Regions from separate parts of the Mus musculus genome. Here regions 1 and 3 are each linked to region 2. The links are chromatin loops, found by intact Hi-C in ENCODE. Cell type or tissue: left cerebral cortex. All regions are shown on one strand. Each heading gives the region's core, and the rest is flanking DNA. Links, peaks and the distances in the headings are about the cores only. Region 1 overlaps Dync1i1 (dynein cytoplasmic 1 intermediate chain 1). Region 2 holds the start of Dync1i1 (dynein cytoplasmic 1 intermediate chain 1). Region 3 overlaps Dync1i1 (dynein cytoplasmic 1 intermediate chain 1).

Evidence for each region. Peaks named below come from ENCODE experiments on the same cell type or tissue, not always from the same donor. Only the 100,000 strongest peaks of a DNase experiment are listed, where the experiment ranks them.
Region 1: it touches region 2 in a loop (2.2-fold over the local background); 7 of 42 quality-filtered maps call a loop at or near these places.
Region 3: a loop joins it to region 2, with 2.0 times the contacts of the local background. A loop is called at or near these places in 6 of 42 quality-filtered maps.

What each region holds. Positions count from the first base shown.
Region 1 is chr6:5,799,276-5,805,713 of GRCm38, reverse strand. Dync1i1 (dynein cytoplasmic 1 intermediate chain 1) reads right to left here. Exons shown (of 17, transcript NM_010063.4): 6 at 4,824-4,939. Among named protein-coding and RNA genes, the nearest start is that of Gm34527, 17 kb to the left of the region's middle. In left cerebral cortex, for the core only: a CTCF peak has its summit at 3,169 (motif pointing right); DNase peaks (open chromatin) are centred at 2,334, 2,472 and 3,158.
Region 2 is chr6:5,723,005-5,729,442 of GRCm38, reverse strand. Dync1i1 (dynein cytoplasmic 1 intermediate chain 1) reads right to left here and starts at 3,804. Exons shown (of 17, transcript NM_010063.4): 1 at 3,507-3,804. In left cerebral cortex, for the core only: a CTCF peak has its summit at 3,553; DNase peaks (open chromatin) are centred at 2,029, 2,519, 2,963 and 3,704; H3K4me3 peaks cover 2,535 bases; H3K27ac peaks cover 1,562 bases.
Region 3 is chr6:5,787,008-5,793,445 of GRCm38, reverse strand. The region is part of intron 5 of Dync1i1 (dynein cytoplasmic 1 intermediate chain 1); the gene reads right to left. Among named protein-coding and RNA genes, the nearest start is that of Gm34527, 30 kb to the left of the region's middle. In left cerebral cortex, for the core only: no CTCF peak of the experiment used is centred there; a DNase peak (open chromatin) is centred at 2,585.

The DNA.
Region 1 (6,438 bases), core at 566-5,565, 76 kb before region 2:
CGAGCAATAAGTATTTCTTAATGTGTAAGAGAGAGGGCAGAGAGGGAGGGAGGGGAGAGAGAGAGAGAGAGAGAAGAAGAAGAAGAAGAAGAAGAAGAAGAAGAAGAAGAAGAAGAAGAAGAAGAAGAAGAAGAAGAAGAAGAAGTAGTAGTTGTTGTTGTTGAAGTTGGGTATGCTGCCAGGATAGAATAGAAAGCACCATTTGAAGGCTGAGTTTATGTACAAAAGAAGAAGAATGGTGTTTCATTGATAATTTCACATTGATTACATTTTGAAATTTGAGTATCTTGAAATGATGGAGTTAACCAAAATATATTATTAAAATTATCAGTGGCACCTTATGATTTCATTGGACAACTTTAGACCAGACTATTTGACTTTCCAGACAACCACTATTTGTTTGTAGCTTCTGTGGTGACTATACCTTGGAGATCATGGAAAGTTAAGGTCGAAATCTTTTCCTAGCAAGAGCATATTTTGGGGAGTGTACAAAGGTGAACCTACTGTCTTCCCTAGCTACCTCCCTGCATACCCATTTCCAAGGTCCTCTACAGACATCTCTGCACAGTGAAGCCTTCAGGTTGTTATGCTTTGCTCTGGGCCAACCCAGGCTGCCCTTGTAATTCTGTTCTTCAGTTTTGACAGCACACTCATGGGCAGCTAATCCCTATGCTCATCTGAGAACATAAACAGGAGCCTGGCTGAAACATTAAAGTCCCCTGAAAAGAAGAATCTTACCTCTATAGTGTGTCCATCAAAGCCTCTAAAAACCAGTGCCATTTCACTAGGATGGCCTCCCTCCCTCCAGAAAATGCAAGGATTACTAGTTCCTGTTGCATCAGGCTCCAATACATAGGATGCTTCTAGCTCCTCAGCACATCTGGTGGGTGTGTCTTTTAACCAGGCATAGTGTGAGGCACAAAGTGGGGAAAGGCCACACACCCTGATCACAGGGACATCACACACACCCTGCTCACAGGGACATTACAGCCTAGGAGAGGCATGTGAAGAATCAATACCCAATAATAAAGAGTAACCAGGCATTAACAATGGTTAGAAGCTGACCCAGGGGCACACTCCTGACAGAAGGCCCGTGGAGGTGGTGGCATCTCAAAAATGGGCAAACAGCATAAACACATGCTTAGAAGCACAAGCCTTCAGGAGTGCTTGAAAAAGTCCAGAAGTCTTCGCTTTCCTTGGAAGTAAGAAGTCAGAGATAGGAAGGAGTGAAGGCATCACGTGGACAAGACAAAACCCAAGGGCCCACTTATCAGATCCCATGAAGAGGAAGTACAGAGAACCTTCAGAACTAGCAACAGGATGCAGAAGCATCTTCCTTTGTCCAGTTCAGCTGACTTCCGCCCAGCACATTAAAATATTATCACTGCCCAGTGGCCGTGCAAAACAACAGCAGTGGGGAAGAGTCAGTCAGCCATGCACGGTGCCTGTTGCTCACCAGCCTTTAACTCATCCTAACAAATACACTCAGCATTGGTTTCTGACCTCAGGACCTCATGGACAGCCAGGGAAATAATAATATGCAAAGCAGAGGCAATTTGGCAGAGAAATCATATAATACATACATACATATATATATATATATATATGTATATATATGTATATATATATATATATATATATTCATATTCTTTCCTTACTTGAAAATAAAAAGCATATGTTTAAAGCATTTCAGGGTAGACATAGCCTGCTCCTGATCAGAGTTCTCCACTCTCAATCTTTCCCTGTGACTGGTTAGGTCATTACCTATCCAGACTAGGATGGCTTAAGCTACTTGAAAGCATTGTATTGATGGAGACTCGGTTCCTAAATCTTCCTAGTTGAAATCATCTTGGGGTATTTCTCACAGCGGATCATTATGTGACTAGCTAATGCACTACGAGGAAAATGCTCATTATAGTAGAGAAAGAAGGAGGCTTAGGCTCTGGCAAATCCCGACTCCTTCCCCTGTGCTTGTTTAAGTACAATATGTTTTGTGCAGCGGGGTGAACGCACTAGCATTCCAGTCAAGGCAGAGCATATCAGTGCTCTGAAGGTGCTACTTTGAGCTACATTAATTTTCAGTCTTCAAACAATGTAAAAAAAAAACCCAGCCTTTATAAATTATGGCTAACAAAGAACTCATATGGGATTTAGATGCACAACAGTTGGCAAACATTAACCATCCAAGAGCCTTACTGTGCTGTCAAATTCAGTAGTCACCCTGCAAGGCTGTCCTTGTCATCACAACATTGTTCTGGCACCAACACTAAATTGGGCACCAACCCAAGTCTCCCATTTGGAAGGACCTCACAGCGGACTGTCCCACTGCTGACGCTTGTGCTCGCCTTTGTTGTCACTCACCTCGTAGGTGAAAGGTACACAAGCCCTGGGCACCCTCAACAGCCAGGCAGCCAAAGGTCAAGGGTTCAAGATCTGGGGTGAGTTGACAATAAAGAAGGTTTTCTCATCTACACTTGCTGAGTGTTACTGTACGCCCACGAGCTCCCGGAGGCTCTGGGAGCTGGCTTTGGGTTCAGCTCTGTATTGTGGAATGTGAACCATCACCACAAGAAAGCTCTATGGATCTTGTTAAGAAAACAGAAAGAAGTTCTGCCAATTGCTAAGAAATAAATTCCTCCTTTCCTGCTGCTTGGACCCAGCATAATGAGGGCTCCCAACCTCTCCCTGCAATAATAAAATGAACTCTCCGGGTCTCCCTTTTGATGTATTCCACGTTAGAAGTCTACAGTTGATGCCTTTTCATCCTTAATTTATCTCTCCCTGTAAACATTTCTGTACCGTTTCCAACGTCTTAAGCATACACATTCTTAAAAATAATTCACTCCTCCTATTTCACATGCATCACTTTATGTTTCGGGTCAGAGTTGAGGCTAAACAAACACACCTCTGGCTACAGTTCTGCAAATGCCTCTGGCAGCAAATTAACTCAAACAAATGTTTTGGCTGGGTAGTGAGGTTGCCTCTTAATGATCCCCCCCTTCCACACTCCCACCCCCCACCCCCCACCCCCGATTCGCTTTTGTCTGGAGGCCCAAGGACAGGGCTCCTGAAGTGTTTTCTAGCAGGGCCTTTCCTGTCAAGTTAATACACAGGTCTTCATTTGGTGGTTAGTTTGTTTAAAGTTTCACCACTAGAGGGTGCTACTTGTTTGCATCTAAAATTTGCTATTTCCTCACAGGGCCTCATAGGCTCTACAAACTTCCATTACTAAGTGAAGCTCTCCAGAAGATATGCAGGAAGCCTGAACTTCAAGGAACAAGATTTCACTTCACTTTTAAGATTATGTGTTGGACAATGCAAATGGAAAATCTCTGTCGTTGGCATAAACCGAGCTGTCCTGGTTTATGACTGTTACAGACGGAGTATGAAATGCTAATGATTTCATTATCTAGGATTTTGCTCAGTATTTACTATACAGTATCTTAACATCCAATTCCCAACCCCAGTGACACATGAAGTAAAAAGGCCATGTGCTTTGCTCTATGAGTGATCTCACTTTCTAACAATGGAACCACACCTACCCAATTGTGCTCTGATCTCTCTGATTTTTATAAAATCTTATTTCAGTGTGACACTCCTCCTTCTTTGTATGTTTGTTTATCACAGTATTGAGAACTGCCCCAGGGTTCCATGCATGCTAGATAGGCAGTCTGCCACTGAGATACGTCTCTGTCCCTCAGCATAGTTTACATCCAAGAACCATTAAGACTTACCGGCTTTAAGTTTTCTTATTGTTGTCTATGTTAGTTCCTTGTTCAGTTACTATGATAAAAAAATGCCTGATGAGACTGTTGAAGGAAGAGTGTATCTGGATTTGCAGTTGGACAACACAGTCCGTCATGGCAGAGGGGCAGTGGGAGCGGGGTCTTGAGGCAGCTGGCACAAGCAGGCAAGTGTGTGAGTGCCGGGTAGCTTTCTAAGATGGCTTTCAGGTGGCTTTCACCTTTTAACTCAGCCCAAGACCTCAGTCCAAGTAATGGTAAGTCTAGAATATATAGCAGGTCTTCCAACCTCAGGTAAATAAATCTACAACCCCCTCAGACACACCCAAAGGCTCATGTCCATCACACTTCTAATTCCAGCAAGGTAAATGTGATTAACCATCACATTGACTTTTAATGATTCTCTGAGATTTATGTACAGATTTTCCACTTGATATTTTCTGGTATGTATAGAAGAGGTATGCAATTGCATCCTCACTCATTGGCATATGGAGAATATTGCTAACCTGTGTGCTCTTATGTGAACTGCTCAGAAAATCAGGGTGCAGGAAAGGTTTCCTATAAAGGATTGGGTCCAAAATTTAGGCTTTGTGGGCCAGCTAAGGTCTCGTCCATGTCTATTCAACCAGGCCATTATAGCATGAATATTAGCCATAGGTGTATTATCTGGAACATCTGTGCCCAATAATATTCTGTTTTTAGGAAGAGGTGGTGGGCTGTAGTTTGGTGCTCCTACAAATGATGAAGTTATTTTTAATTTCTTTATTTTTATTTATATGTATGTGTGTCTGTCTGTGTGTACCATGAAAGTGTCTATTCACTACTTTTATAGTTTCCACTGTCCAGAGATAAGCACAGAAACTTGACAGGACGGTTAGACACTTGAAAGTCCATGGACCTTTGGAGGAATTCGAAGGAATTCCCTCAGCAGAGCCTTCTAACTGAGAGCCAGTGGCATCTTTGCCTTTCAGGATGTCCCTCAGGTTATATCCTATGAAGACCTCAGGAACTTGAGGTCACCGCTATTCCCTGGCAGTTTCTGCAGACAGAGCACGTAAAGAAAGCAAAGTCATTGTTTACCTTCAGACTGATGTGTTGCAAGAGGAGTCTGTGTCTCCTTGGAGTAGGATACTACTTCCCTAGGCAGGAAATCCACCTGGGTCACCTTTGACACGCCCAGCTTGTGCAGTCGTCTCCTGTAAGTAGCAGAGGGCAAATGCTTAGGAAGGCAATAGGTTTATTTCAAAAGACCTGTCAGTTCAGAAAACACAAAAAGAAACAAACCAAGATGTCCTCAGCTTCTCAGGGCAGTGTCAGGCTCAGGGCCCTGGTGTGGAACCATGGCCCTGATTGGATGTGTGATGTCATGTAAGCCTCTGTCAATGGCCCTTCCGTTTTCCCATCTGTAAAGTCTTGTTCGGACTCAGGTGAGACTTGTCTCTGGGCATCTCTGGTGATGCTCGGGTAGGATGCATAGAGGAACTTTCATTTGCAATAAAATTCTAATTTCTTAGTGTGGGAGAGTTTTTAAGTTTAAGTAAAAGAGAATTCCACCATGCCATACATGCCATAACACACTGTTTATGAAGTCAGCAACAGTGAGAGTCCTATTCTGGGCAGAATGCAACAGATTTCATTGATCCAGGAGAATAATCAATGAATGAATGAGTGTGTGTGTAAGGTGCACTAAGATAGCACAAATGAATGTAAGAATCACTGGGCGCAGACTAGTAAAACCTCATTACAATAGCCCCAAGCTATGATCACCCATGTAAGTAATCATATCTGAATATTTATGTAATGCTGCAGATGCTTCCAGATGTCTGTACACCCACTATGGCATCTGTCTCATGACATCTCGGTGAAGAGTGGAATGCCATCTTCTCTACTTTATCTAGGAAAAGATTCAGCTCCAGGGCTCAAATGCATACAATTTACAACTGGTGGAACCCGGGTTAAAACACTATTGACCCCACAACCCCATATGCTATTATTGACTTGAATCCTGGTACAATGCCTCCTCTAAGGCAAATTTCTACCTAAGCTTCTTAATGGCAACTGTGAGTCACTCCAAAACCCTGGTCCTCCTGAGTTATTCAGAAAACAGCCACCCATAGAGGCACCTCTGTCTATGGGAACACGCAGAGCGGCCCTGGCCTTGCTCTCTCTGTGTGTGCATCTTGCACAGCCACTCTGCCCTCTATGGTTCAGCCTCCCCATCTGGGAACAAATATGATGGTATCTCTGCTGGCATTCTTATTGGCAATGCACAGGCACCATGAATATGCTATTCATAAACCACATATATGTTATATACATGCATGCATACAACTTTCAGACATATATATCTTAGAATGTTTTCTTGAACTTTATTTTTAGGATACAGAGTTAGCAGCAGAGGGTCCTTGGCTGGTCTTATACCCTCCCTAAAGCTAATTTAAGGAACACACACACACACACACACACACACACACACACAGAGTTGGCTATCAATAAAAAATGACCAGGACAGGTAAAGGGCTTAGCGTCTCAAGTGAGGAGGAAAATATGAATGAGGTCTGCCTGCAGCAAAGCTCACTGTTCTGTTTAGTCACCCAATGCATCTTCCTGAGAGCCAGTAGGGCACTTATTACCACAGGGTTCAGGAGTGGACCTCCATCTCTTCAGGTCAGGGCCACCTTGATAGAGAGATCGC
Region 2 (6,438 bases), core at 787-5,786:
GCGATATAGATACTACATGTTTTTAATAAAAAGTACTTGTGGTCAAGGGAGCAGCAATTTACACGACTTTGAAATCTTCTCTTGGGGCATGGTATTCAGTGTTTTATTCTAAAGGGTAAATAAATGGAGTTTTGAGTTATGATGTCATCCACAGCTACCACTTGAGCGAGGAAAAAATATGGCTACACTTGTAGCTTTAGGGGTAATCTAGGAGAAGATGTCAGGGGGGGTTCTATGGTGAAAGTCGACCCTGCCCATTCCAACAAGGTGTGCTAAGCCACACATCCTAGACACAGAGATTAAAAAGATAAGTAATAGCAGAAAGCACAGAGGTAGCTTTCCTCAGCATCACCTACCTGGGAAGAAAACAAACAAGGGGATCCAGTGGCCTCCCAAGTTCCTCTTTAAGGTACTAACTGGTTTGTGTGGAGTTCGTGGCAGGAGCTATTTGTAACTGAGCAGTGGGCCTACAGTGTCATTGTCAGGCTGCAGGTCCTGTTCTAAGATGGTTTTCCAAAAGTCAGAACCCTGTGAAATCTCTTCCTAGGAGACAATTTTGCCTCCGATTGACTCCAGGATTTCGGCCTTTCTCTTCCCCTTATATAAGTTTTTTTTTGGGGGGGGGGGGGGTGGAGGTGGCTTTTAAATAGTTGGCATGCATTGTTTCAATAGTGTCTCTCTTTAAGAGCATCTACTGCTGGAATAGTTACAGTCCACTCTGTGTTATTCTTATCACAGAATAGTAACCAAAATGGATGAGTTCTGGATAAGCTGCCTGACCTGGTTAGACTCCTACTTCTACCAATTATTAACTATAATATATTTATATCGCTTTAACTCTGCTTCACGATTAAGTGGTGTCTACCTTGTAAAACCAATTTAAGGACAAAAACAATAACAACAACAGCAACAGCAGCAGCAGCAGCAACAACAACAACAGAATCTACAACCCAGTGTCTGAAATGAAAACAATCAGAATTGCTTCATAGTCTGGAAGTGTGGTTACAAGGAGAGGCCTGGCCTTCTACATCAAAGACCCCCGCTGGTTAACTTGAGTAAACTTTAGGGAGTGACTTGACATCACTATGACCTAATTCTTTAAAGGGATTATTAGCAATGCCTGTGTGTCATAAGTTTTCCTGTGAGATTATTATTATTATTTTAATTCTAGTGAGAGGATATTTAAAATGGGATTCGGGAAAAAGTGTTCAGCACATTGTAGCCACTGCTCCTGTCAGCTTTGGCTATAGTTAGTGAACACAATGTGAGGGGGAGAAAGCAGAAGGAGAAGATCATACTTAGCTTTCCATGGATGTCTTTGATCCCGTCATTTGATGCTTGTTTAAGTCACACACATACACACAAAACCAGTCTGTAAGGATAAAGGATAACGCCTGTGTTGTGACCAGCCTGTGACTAAAAGCTCAACCTTCATTCTGCACCATTGGCCTACATAGCTGTTTGAACATGCACAGAGTGTGTGAATTTCCTATGAACGCCTTGATCAACACTGGAATCAAGGGGAAAAGTTCAGTACACGTAGACGAGAGGACTATTATTTTTAGGAAAGACAAGTACGAGGGGAAATTTCACAGTACCTCCTCTTAAACAGACAGCATGCTAACAGAGAGTCACTTCTACCATCTAAAAAGCTTGCCAGAGAAGAAGCACAACAAACTCTTTAGTTTAGTGACTCTGCCCTATTCAATTTGTGTATCGAGTTTCTTCTCTCCTCTGCCTATAACCTCAACAATGATTCTCCATAAAGATGCAAGTAAGCATCTAATGGACAACCAACCAGTGGCATATATTCACTAGAAAAAGGGGTCAGACAGGCACTGGGCAGTAGACACGAAGCAGCCCTCTCTGTCTCAGGAAGCCAGTGAGCAAAAGGCTTCAGCATCCCAGAGATCTGGGCAGGTGCACAGATGACAGAAACCTGAAACAAGACAGACACGCACAAAATGTTCTGGGAGGAAAATAGTGCCCAACCCTGGGCAGGCTGGAAAGGGGTGCATTCGGCACTCCAGTATTGTGATGGATGGTTCTTAAAAGAGCATCTCCTAGCCACTGGCTCCCTGGATCTGAAGTCCTGAAGAGCTGGTACTAGTGAAGAGAGCACGGCCTTAGTGCTAGGACTGCCAGGTTTTGTTCCACTAAGAAGCATGGTTAGAACAGAATTAAATACGTTTCCCTATAGTGAACCTTTAGTAGCAAATTAGGCATTGCTAAAAACAACAACAACAACGGAGGAAGTATTACAGACATTCTCAAGAAGACCCGGAGGTGGGGGGTGGAGGGTGGGGGGTGAGGGGCAGCAGGGGATGCAAGATCCAGTTTGCACTGGATGTTCCCATTTCAAAGATGCCAATACTCTAACACTGATCAACGCATGCCCCCCATCCCCGTAACTTCCACAATGGCACAAACTATTCTGGGGAAGGTTAGTTATATCCATGCTATTATCCAAGACTATCTTGGACTGTCACTGGCATGCTGCACTGTCAGCTAAGCTTCCTGCTAGTCTGCAATGTCTGGAAGCAATTCCTTCACAACTTCAAACTGCATCAAGTCTGTAATGCTCATTCCAAACACAACTCCAGCAAGAAAATGGCTGGCTACTTGTTCCTGCCTTAGGTGTGGTTACAGTCCAGGAAAGCCGGTATATTTATTGGTTTTTGGTTTTTTTTTTTTTTTTTTTCTCCTTTCCTTGAGCCTCCGGTTTCCTAAGCGATACTTTCTCCTGGTTCTCAGTCTCCGGTTTACCGAGGTAGAAGTCATGAGGCACCCGCATACTCAGTTCCTTACCAGCTCTGCCAGGATCAGTGCTCTGGTGACGATTCAGAGCTTTACGTGGCCAGAGCAATTCTGGATGGGAGTGGGGGAAGGAAAACCGCGGAGGTGTTTACCAAAACACATCCCCAGCCACACTTTTTTTTTTTTAATCCAGCAGAGAAAGAAACTGGCATCTTGCATGAGTGTTTAATTAAAGCTCGGTTGGAAGTGCATTGGCCCCCTCCGACTTGGCGGGTAGCAACAGCATCCTAGAGCTTTGCAGACAGCTCAGAAATGTAATCAGACAGCATCCTTTCCCTCACTCTGTAGGTCTCCCTTTCTAGGGGCCATGAGCTGGTAGCCCACGGGGATGTGGACAGCACAGCTTCTGGCCTTTTGCTCCCGAGGAGAAATAAACAAGGTGAGGAACCTTGCCATGCGCCTCTCCCAGTGTACAAGGTGGGCTACAAGGTGATGACACCCTTGACCCGTCCTCCTCTGCCTGTACCTCTCCGCTCCTGGGGAGCTGCAGCCAGGGCTGCCTCTGGAGGGCTCCAGCTTGGGGCGCTTCAGTATGCAGGAGCACGGGGAAAGGGGCCCAGGCTGTGTGCCCAGCGGTGGCTGCAGCAGTCACTGCTGCCCTGCTGCTCCCCGGTGTCCTGCGGATGTAGCCGGGGGCTCGGGGCTCAGAGGTGGCTGCATATAGACATGACCTCCCACCCATGGGTTACCTGAATGCTGTACGCGGAGGCTCACTGGAGGTCGTGGAGGAGGCGCGGGAGGACGGAGAGCAGCGGGCCCGCGCCAGCAGGATGTGCTGTCTCACGCTGCGCGGCTAGGCTAGCGCTCCTCCCGGAGCGATCACTTCCTCTCTCCTGAGCCTGACACTGACAGCTCCCAACACCAGGGCTGCGGGGCTCGCCCCGCCCACGGCCCACGCCCTCCACACCCGCGCCTCCCGCGGGAGGGCCTCCGCACAGCGCAGCACCGCCTCGGGCCAGCCTGGCAAGGAGGAGGGAACCCGGGGACAGTCAGTCCTAGGCTGAAGGCAGCGCACACCTTAGTTACTGCCAAGGAGAGCTGTGAGTCTGCCAAGCTCCTGATGATTTTCTCCATGGGCAACTTTCACTCCCAGACAGAGAAACTTTAAGTCTTTAAAAAAGAAACAGACAAGCTTAGATCTATCCATTCTGTACAGGTACGGTTGAACATAGGCTTCCTCAGACATATACAAACAAATACACAAACAGTTAAACATACAAACCTATACATTATATCTCTATCTATCTATCTATCTATCTATCTATCTATCTATCTATCTATCTACACACACACACATATGTGTGTGAATATAAATCATATATACATAAATACATATTGATACATACACACATGTAGACATATACGAATAGATATACATAGGTACACCTATGTATGTACATATGTTATCTACAGTGTGTGTGTGTGTGTGTGTGTGTGTGTGTAGCTTGCTTCTCGTTGCTTTTCTGATGTCTTGGCTTTAGAAACAAAACAAAATACCTGAGAAACACTTTTGGACTTCCCCGAAGCTTACCATCCTAGCTGTCACAGCGCTGAGGGAGGGAGTTTAGGATGTATGGCAGCGTGGGATTGGCATCACTTTGTAGATGAGCTTTTCATTGTTTGCAGGAACACCCTGGTCATCACTGTGCAGATAAGAGAGTATATATGTGGGGGGCATCCCATAGATACCCAAATATTTGTGATTTTATCAGTTGGCCAATGTCACAGTAATTTCAAAATAAGATCCAATCATGAATACAGTGTCTTATCTATCATTGTTTCAGATTTGTTTTCTTGGATGGTCTTTTTGATCATAGAAATAGTTGACTTAAGGCTAAATGCTTCTAGGTTGAAGAGATTCAAGATATCCTAAGAAAGAAAGATAACATGAGTCAATATATGTTGTTGCCATGGACTGGAAATGCTCAATGCAGGTCAACTCTACATTAATTTTCTTTTAAAATTTTTTTACCTGATAGAGTAGACAAAATGTTATGAGCGCTGTGTGACGCTTACTCTTGGTTGTCAACCTGACTAAAGTTGAAATCAACTAATAGGCATCCCCTTGGGCACACCTGTTAGGCATTATTGTGATTAGGTTTTCTGAAAGGGAAGACCTACTGTAAATTTGGGAAACATTTTCCCAATTATTTCTTTCTAGTACTTTCCCATTATCCTCGCAAATGCATTTATATAGTTAACATCTTGTCCAGCTTACCTCACCCGTGGCTATGCTGCCATTCTTTGCAGACATCAGAAGCCAGCTTCACCAGCCTTCCTGAGTGAGCTGAAGACCAGAGGCTTTGCAGGAACTCCCTAGGCCTTTGCACTGGACTAGGATTGCAGAAATATCCATCCCCTTAACTGGTCAGGACTGGTGTGGTGGTTTGAATATGTTTGGGCAGGGAGTGGCACTGTTAGGAGGTGTGGCCTTGTTGGAGTAGGTGCAGCCTTGTTAGAGCAAGTGTGTCACTGTAGGGGTGGGCTTTAAGACTCTTCTCTTAGCTGGCTGGAAGCCATTCTTCTCCTAACTACATTCGAATCAAGATGTAGAACTCTCAGCTCCTCCTGCACCACCCCTTCCTGGATGCTGCTACACTTCCTGCCATGATGATAATGGACTGAACCTCTGAACCTATAAGCCAGTCCCAATTAAATGTTTTCCTTTGTAAGAGCTGCCATGGTCATGGTGTCTGTTCACAGCAGTAAAACCCTAACTAAGACAAGTGGGTTCTTGTTTTCTCTAGTATGAAGATAGCTATTGTTTGACAACCTACATTGTATCATTTGAGTTGATCTAATAATCTTCTTTTAATACATATCCAATATCCATTTACTCAACTATGTCCCTCTATATAACCCTGAAAACCATAGTCTACAAAAGGACCTTGAGTCTCCGAGCATTTACAAAGCACCAGAGCTCCTGAACAGCCTAGCTGAGATTTAAATTACATTTACCTTAGTACTCAGCTCACCTGGGAAGCCAAATTTCTGTCTTTACAACACAAAAGTGTCCAGTGCCTACTACTTTCAAACCATTGCGGTAGTCATGTCACATGATCCAAAACCTAGGAAACTACAGTCTTTATTCTCAAAGATATGAGGGAGGAGAAAGGAAATATAATTAAGAACAACTGTGACTGTGGATGTTTGAATAGAGAGCTATTGTAAAAGTAGAAATGAAGAAGGGTGGCATTGCTACACATAAAATTCCAAAGCAGAGAAAAGCCGAAATGCACACAGCAAACAGTAAGTAGGCCATTGTGTTTGAGAGTGACAAATTCATGAAGAGTATAACTGGGCCCTAACAGAGGCTGAAATTGTGTACTGGTGACCCACTAAAGGCATTTGAGTGGAAAACAAAACAAAACAGCCCCCAAACCGAGATGAGTCACCTGGAAGCATCCATAGGATGGAGATTGGATCTACAAGAAAAGGGAGAAAAGACCACTTGGAAGTTCAGTACAGGATTCCATGCTTTTGTCCAGTTCTATCATTACAAATGTCCGGCGCTGTATGCTAAGCAAGTGTTCATCCCTCAGTTGAAAAATTAGTCATATTAGTTACTTCATTTTATTCCTCAAAAAGAATTCAATGTAGGATATTGAAGAGACATTTGAA
Region 3 (6,438 bases), core at 592-5,591, 64 kb before region 2:
GTAAGACTTGAGCTAAGAGAAGACAAAGGTGAAAATGTAGCCCTTGACAGTCATCAACACAAGGTCACACAAGAAGATGCCACAACCATAGAAAAACAGATCATGGACCATAAAAGGTTTAAAAGAAAAACAATGAAAATAGTGCAATGAAACATGTATATTTGCTGGCATGCCATCGAGAATGTTTGTCTAGGAGGAAATTAACCCCAATTGTAACCTCTGTCTTATATTAATATCATGAAGGTGCATCAGCTATGCCGAGAAAGTCCTTAGCATCTTATGGATGTCACGTAATGTTTAAACAGCAAACACTACAAGTTCTGCTGCTTCTGCTGTAAGAGTTTACTTTAAAATTAATCAGTATTTTTTTTTACTAAAATAACTTCCTTCTGTGCTTCTGATATTCATAATCTATAATCTAAAAGAATAAAAATATGGGTCATCTAAAAAATAACAACATCAAAGAAGACACAGAGTTGAGTGGGTAGAGAGGTCGGGTGGATCTGGGAGGAGTTGGAGGTGAATGCAATCAAAATATATTATATGAAATTCTAAAAATTTAATTATTATTTTTAAATGACAAATAATTCATTTTTTTTCTTAAATACTGTGCTCTGGTAACAGTGGGTAGCAAGCTGTAACATCTTATGTGTAGATTTCCAGAGCTGGCGATAGGCTATTCCTCTGGGAGAGATGAGAACAGAAGACAGGGCACCATACCCAGAGAGTAACTGGCTCTGTGGTCGTCTTGCCACACACATAAGGATCATCTGTGCTCAGGGGAGTGCCATGTTCCTCCAAGAGAAACAGCATGAGAGTTGGCCTTATCACATCATATACAAGGATGGATTTCCATCCTTCCTATTTGCATTATAAATCATTTTGCGAAGTATTTGTTGCATTTCCACCGTATCTGCTTCTAGCTGTGCAGAGATATTAGTTTGGCTTCTGACCCATTTTTTCCTGAAAAGAAGCAAATGTCAACACTGGCTTAATGAATGGCCGTAGCCCAAAGATTTGCTTCAGATTTTGCAACTCAAGCAAACTTGGAAGACTTCGGAGTTAGACGTGAGTTAAACCATCACAGCCACGCTGGTGGAGGCTCTGCCCTCGAGCATGAGAAGTGGGAAATGCGGGGACAGTAATGATAGTGACTTGTGTTCTTTCCATATATAGATATGATATAAAGTATATTCAGGAATGACCTTTTATTTTCTTGATGACTTTGAGTAAATTTCATACCATCTGTAATATGAAGCTGTGTCATTAGAGCCTTCCAAGTAAGGCACTGAATTTCTCAGTGAGAGTGCACTTTCTCCCCCAAATGGATTCCATTTTCCTGAACCTGAAGGCAATAGGAACACTGCCCTTTTGAAGATGAACTGTTACTGCAGAACAAAAAATTAAAATAGCTTCCTGAAGATTCTTGAGTCATAAAATGAAGGCTAACAAACGTGAGCTTCTTGAGAAATGTTTGGGGGCAAATAACGATCATTATAAGAGGCAAGGAGAGTACTTCCTCCCTCTCTTGCAGCAAAGTTTTGATCAGCGCCTTTAAAGCCATATCATGAACCCTTTTGATGAGTCAATATCCATCCATACAGTTTAGATTCTTGAGTGCATTTTACTAGTTATTTTGATATGCATGTATGTGTGTTTTAAGATGCTTGTATTCCATTTTTTGTAGAAAGTACAATTGTAATTAAATGTTATTGAAGTCACAGATGTTTTCAGTTTGCTTGGGAGCTCAACCTACATGATACATAAGAAAATACCGGGTATGGTGTGATGATTTCAATAGAAAAGTCCCCCACAATGCGTTTGAATATTTTGTACAAAGGAGTGGCACTATTAGGAGGTGTGGCCTTGTTGGAGTAGGTGTGGTCTTGTAATGTAAATGTGGAGGAAGTGTGTTACTAGAAGGTAGGCTTTGAGATCTCAGAAGCTCAATACAGTTCACATCCCACTGTGGGCTGATCCAGATGTAGAACTCTCAGCTCCTTCTCCAGCACCACGTCTGCCTGCACATTGCCATACTTCTCAACATGATGATGGATTAAACTTCAGAAACTGCAAGCTGGGCCCAGTTCAATGTTTGCTTTTGTAAGCATTGCTGGGCCATGGTGTCTCTTCACAGCAATAGAAACCCTATGACATACAGTTGCATGGAAACATTGGAAACTATTTCAAGGCAGAGAGATCTAAGCAACACACAGAAGACTATTCGGCAGGACTGGGGATTGAGCTCTGAGGCAGAGCACTTGCCTAACACATATGCAGCCTGCCAGGTGTGACTGTCTGAGTTTGATACAAATTAGAAAAGGCCAATAATATGTGCTGAATAGGTCAAACTGAAGTTCGTCTTCTTTTAAATCAAAGCCTGGAACAAGTTTTTAGTTCCTCCTTAAGAAGGGGAGACCACATTCTTATTGAGACCCTTTCCCCAACTCTGCCTTTTCTTCCTCATGCTGGAGCACACTATCTACAGTCCGATCTGCAGAGGAGGCTGACACCACATAAGACCTGGCTATTGAGCTCAACAATTTGGAGCTAATTTTTGCTTATGGTGTAAGACCTTTCCCTCCCTATTCAGACTCACTCTGTTTCCATAGCAAGGGAGCTGGTTTCCCTGGAGACTGAACATCTAGTGCGGACACTTGCTCTTAAGCTCGTTTCTAAAGGCAACGTGTGCAGTGTGCTCTCTCTCCAAACTGTCCAGGCAACCACGCCCTCGTCAGTTCACTCGTTTGCTTTCCTGTGTGTGTGATGGCTGTTGCTGTGCTCAGGAGGAAACTTTATCTGCTCCCTATGTCATTTTATTCCTCCCACCATTTTTACTCTGCTTACTCTATTACAGTTGTAGTCTAAAAAAGAAGAGTTTTTAGTATATCAGCAAATATTGGCTATTGGCCTGGTTAAAACAAACAAACAGACTAAGCTCCTCTCTTTCTCTCTCTCTCTCTCTCTCTCTCTCTCTCTCTCTCTCTCATTATCTTGAAGGATTTTTTCTTTCTTTCAGTGATCACCTTTTAGATTTCTCTCTGTTGCTAGTTGATATGTGGATCACATAGCTAACAGGCAAATCTGGCACCAAGGGCAAACCATTTCTGCTTTGGTCCAAGATGGAGTTGTATGCCCAGGTATACCATTCTAGCTGAAATAATGACCAGCAGCTGTCTGAATAAAAAAAAAAAAAAAAAAAAACGTATAAGACAACAAGAAATAACAGAGATGCATGAAACAGGGGAAACACCAAGATAAGCCCCACAATTGTCCCAGTCTGTGGTCCCCATAGCACTTCCAGGCTATGGTATAGAAGCAAGGCCAGGTGGCATGCAGTATATGTGCTAGGCAGAAGAGGAAGACTCCAGGGGGACTCAGGCAATTAGACTTCACAGTCACCCACAGTCTATATCAGAAGACCACCAAGACCAAGGGAAGAGTGACCTGATTCTTGGATGATTGCTGACAGTTCTGGGTTTTCTCTGAGGACAAAAATATCTTCTCTGCTTCTGTCAGACTGCTAAGATGCCATGCAAGGCTAGATGCGTACAGGAGAACACCATACACATTATGCCTTGTTAGTAAGAACTACATGGCCAAGGGCTGCAAGAGCTCCTCTGAGCACAGTGACCTGTGCTGTAGTGCAGCAAAGCCAAGAGCAAAGTGGAAGGATCACAAGATGTAGGTCAACAACCACGTGGAGAGAGCCAAGGAGTGAACGGTGAAGCTGGGGTTCACTGGGGCAGTTTGAAGGGGAGATTACAGTATCTATGCTCTATGTTGTCTTTTGGACAGAGCTTGAGGCCAGAGTTGTCACTAGATGTTCATTCACTCTTTGGGGAAATGGATGGAGTCTATGGAAGGGAAGTGAGGCTGGGTAAGGAAGAAAAGATGCTGAATCAAAAAAAAAAAAAAAAAAAAAAAAAAGCTCCCAAAAAAATAAGTAACCCAAAAGTAAGACCTAAAAAAACAAAGCTGCTTTTAAGTAAGCAGGTGTTTTAAAAACTATTTATTGAACAAAAATTTCATAATCTAAACAGAGCAAAGATATTAGAAATAAATTGATTTAAATGAAAAAAGAACTTAGTGTGTGTTAGAGTGTGTGCCTGTATGTGTGTGCGCGTGTGCCTGAGTGTACAGCTCTGCACTATTTATATTCATGAGCTCATAGATGTCAGAAGAGGGCATCAGATCCCATAGGACTGTAGTTACAAATGGTTGGGGGCCACCATGTGGGTGCTGGAAACTGACCTGGGTGCTCTTAACCATTAAACATTCTCTTCAGTCCTCTAAATATGTTTATATTAAATCTTAATGATTTCAGGAATACAAATATAATCAATTCTCACAAAAGTAATACTCAGAGATTCTGATAGCAATAAAATAAAAGCAAACCAAAAAACCCTAAACCAAAGACATACCTGACCTGAAGGAAACCCACAGGCAGTGGTAAGGCAGGAGGCTCAGTTCCCTCCCTCTCCCTACAGAGACCTCTGATAAGCAGATTAGCCACCACCCTCTGAGAAAATACAGGAATGAGTGACAGTCTCTACACTGGAGAACTGAAAATAAGCCCACTTCAAAATCAGTGTGTTAGAAACTGTGACACAGCCTCACGTAAACCTTTCTCTGCCATCAGAAAGCAAACCTCAGCTGAGGTTCTCCTAGGGGACTAAAGGGTTTGGGCCACTGTGGCCACAGAGGGAGGAAAAGCAGCTTTAAACCAAGTACTCAGATCTCTTCCTCTATCTTTGTCCTGGCTCAGCAGAGAGCAACAGGCCATAAAGATGAATCCCTGCCTTTACCTGGGAAGGAGAAGATTGGACATCAAATATCTGACCTTTTTAGCTGCTGCCCGAGAGTCTGGCTTTTAACTTCCTTGTATCCAAAGGCTAACAGAAAGACAAGTCAGTATTCTGGAAGTATGGACCCACTCCAGGCTTTCCACAACGACCTTTCTTCTAATGATATAAATAAGACTTGGTCTTCTAACCGGAAGTAAATAAATTCTGCAATAAGCATTGCTCTTCCAGCTATTTGGAAATCTAACTCTAAGCTGTCTATTCTGGGAGCTGGAGGGCTAGACAATCATTTCCTAGTACTGAGGTCTACAGAGAACAAAATGGGGATTCTGAGCCGCTCTGGGGGCCTCACACTGACTCTAGCTCTCTTGCTTTAGCAGGAAGGCCTAGTTCATTCACAGAAAGAGCCATACTGCATGCTTCCTTTCATGCCTTTTCCAGCTGCTGCTGGTGAAGGGCTCACTGGTTTCTTGGGTCTGATAGATAGGAAATGCTAGTCCCTGGAATGGAATGAATGTGTGGATATTTCCTGTGTGAACCAACTCCACAGCTGAAGTCAGCAATCAAGTCTGTTCTCTAGGATCGTTCTAGAAGAGTCAGGTCCCCATCTAGCCCCCCACGTCTGTTTGCTATCACAGAGACTGGCCTCTACCTTGCCTGTGTCTGAAAGCTGTTGGGGGCTGACTTCACTCAGCTCCTGTAGACTGCAGAGGATAATGAAGATACTTAAAAGTGAATGCCATTTAAACAAGCAGAAAGTAATCTACCACAGAGTCTTTTCTTAGCGTCTGGTAGAGCTAGTGGGTATTAGATGCCAGTGCCTAGATTTATCTTACAGACAGAAGGGCTCACACCACATGTCAAGCAACCCAACTTCTCCAGCTGCCCTGGGAAGCACTGGTTCCCATCTCACTTGTGTCAGGGTGCACGTGGGACTTAGTGTTTTCTAGCCTCCAGGGAACCACAAAGGAAAATAGATGTCTGCCTGTATAACCACTGAGGTCTTGGAGTACCCAGGATCCCTAGGTGAGGTGATGAGAGAACATCTCCTCTCAGGGAAAATCTGAGGGGAATCTCAAGAAGTGCTGCTTTGCCTAATGTGCCAAAACCAGTGAGCTAAGGGAAATGGAGAGAGAAGGAAATACATTTTCCACAAAAGAACAACCCGAATCTGCAGAAGCAACACCACTGACATGGAGACATATGTCTTACTCAGTGGAGGATTGAAAATGTCAGTCATGGAGATGACAACGAGGCTGAGGGTCCAGTGCTTTCAAGGTAAGTAGTACAAATCTACTATATGCTAGGAAACTCAATGAAGAGACAGAAATTATGAAAGGGACCAACTATATACACCATAGAACTGAATGACACATTCTGAACTGAAAAACAGTTAACCTGATCAAGCAAAAATTGTTAGGGAATTGAAGACAGTTTACTGAAAAAAAAAATGCCCATAGAGGAGGAGAAGGAGGAGGAGGGGGAGAGGAGGAGGAATAGGGGAAGGAGGAGGAGGAGGAGGAGGAGGAGGAGGAGGAAGAGGAGGAGGAAGAGGAGGGAGAGGAGGAGGAGGAGGGAGAGGAGGAGGAGGAGAAGGAGGAGGAGGGGGAGAGGAAGAGGAGGAGGAGGAAGA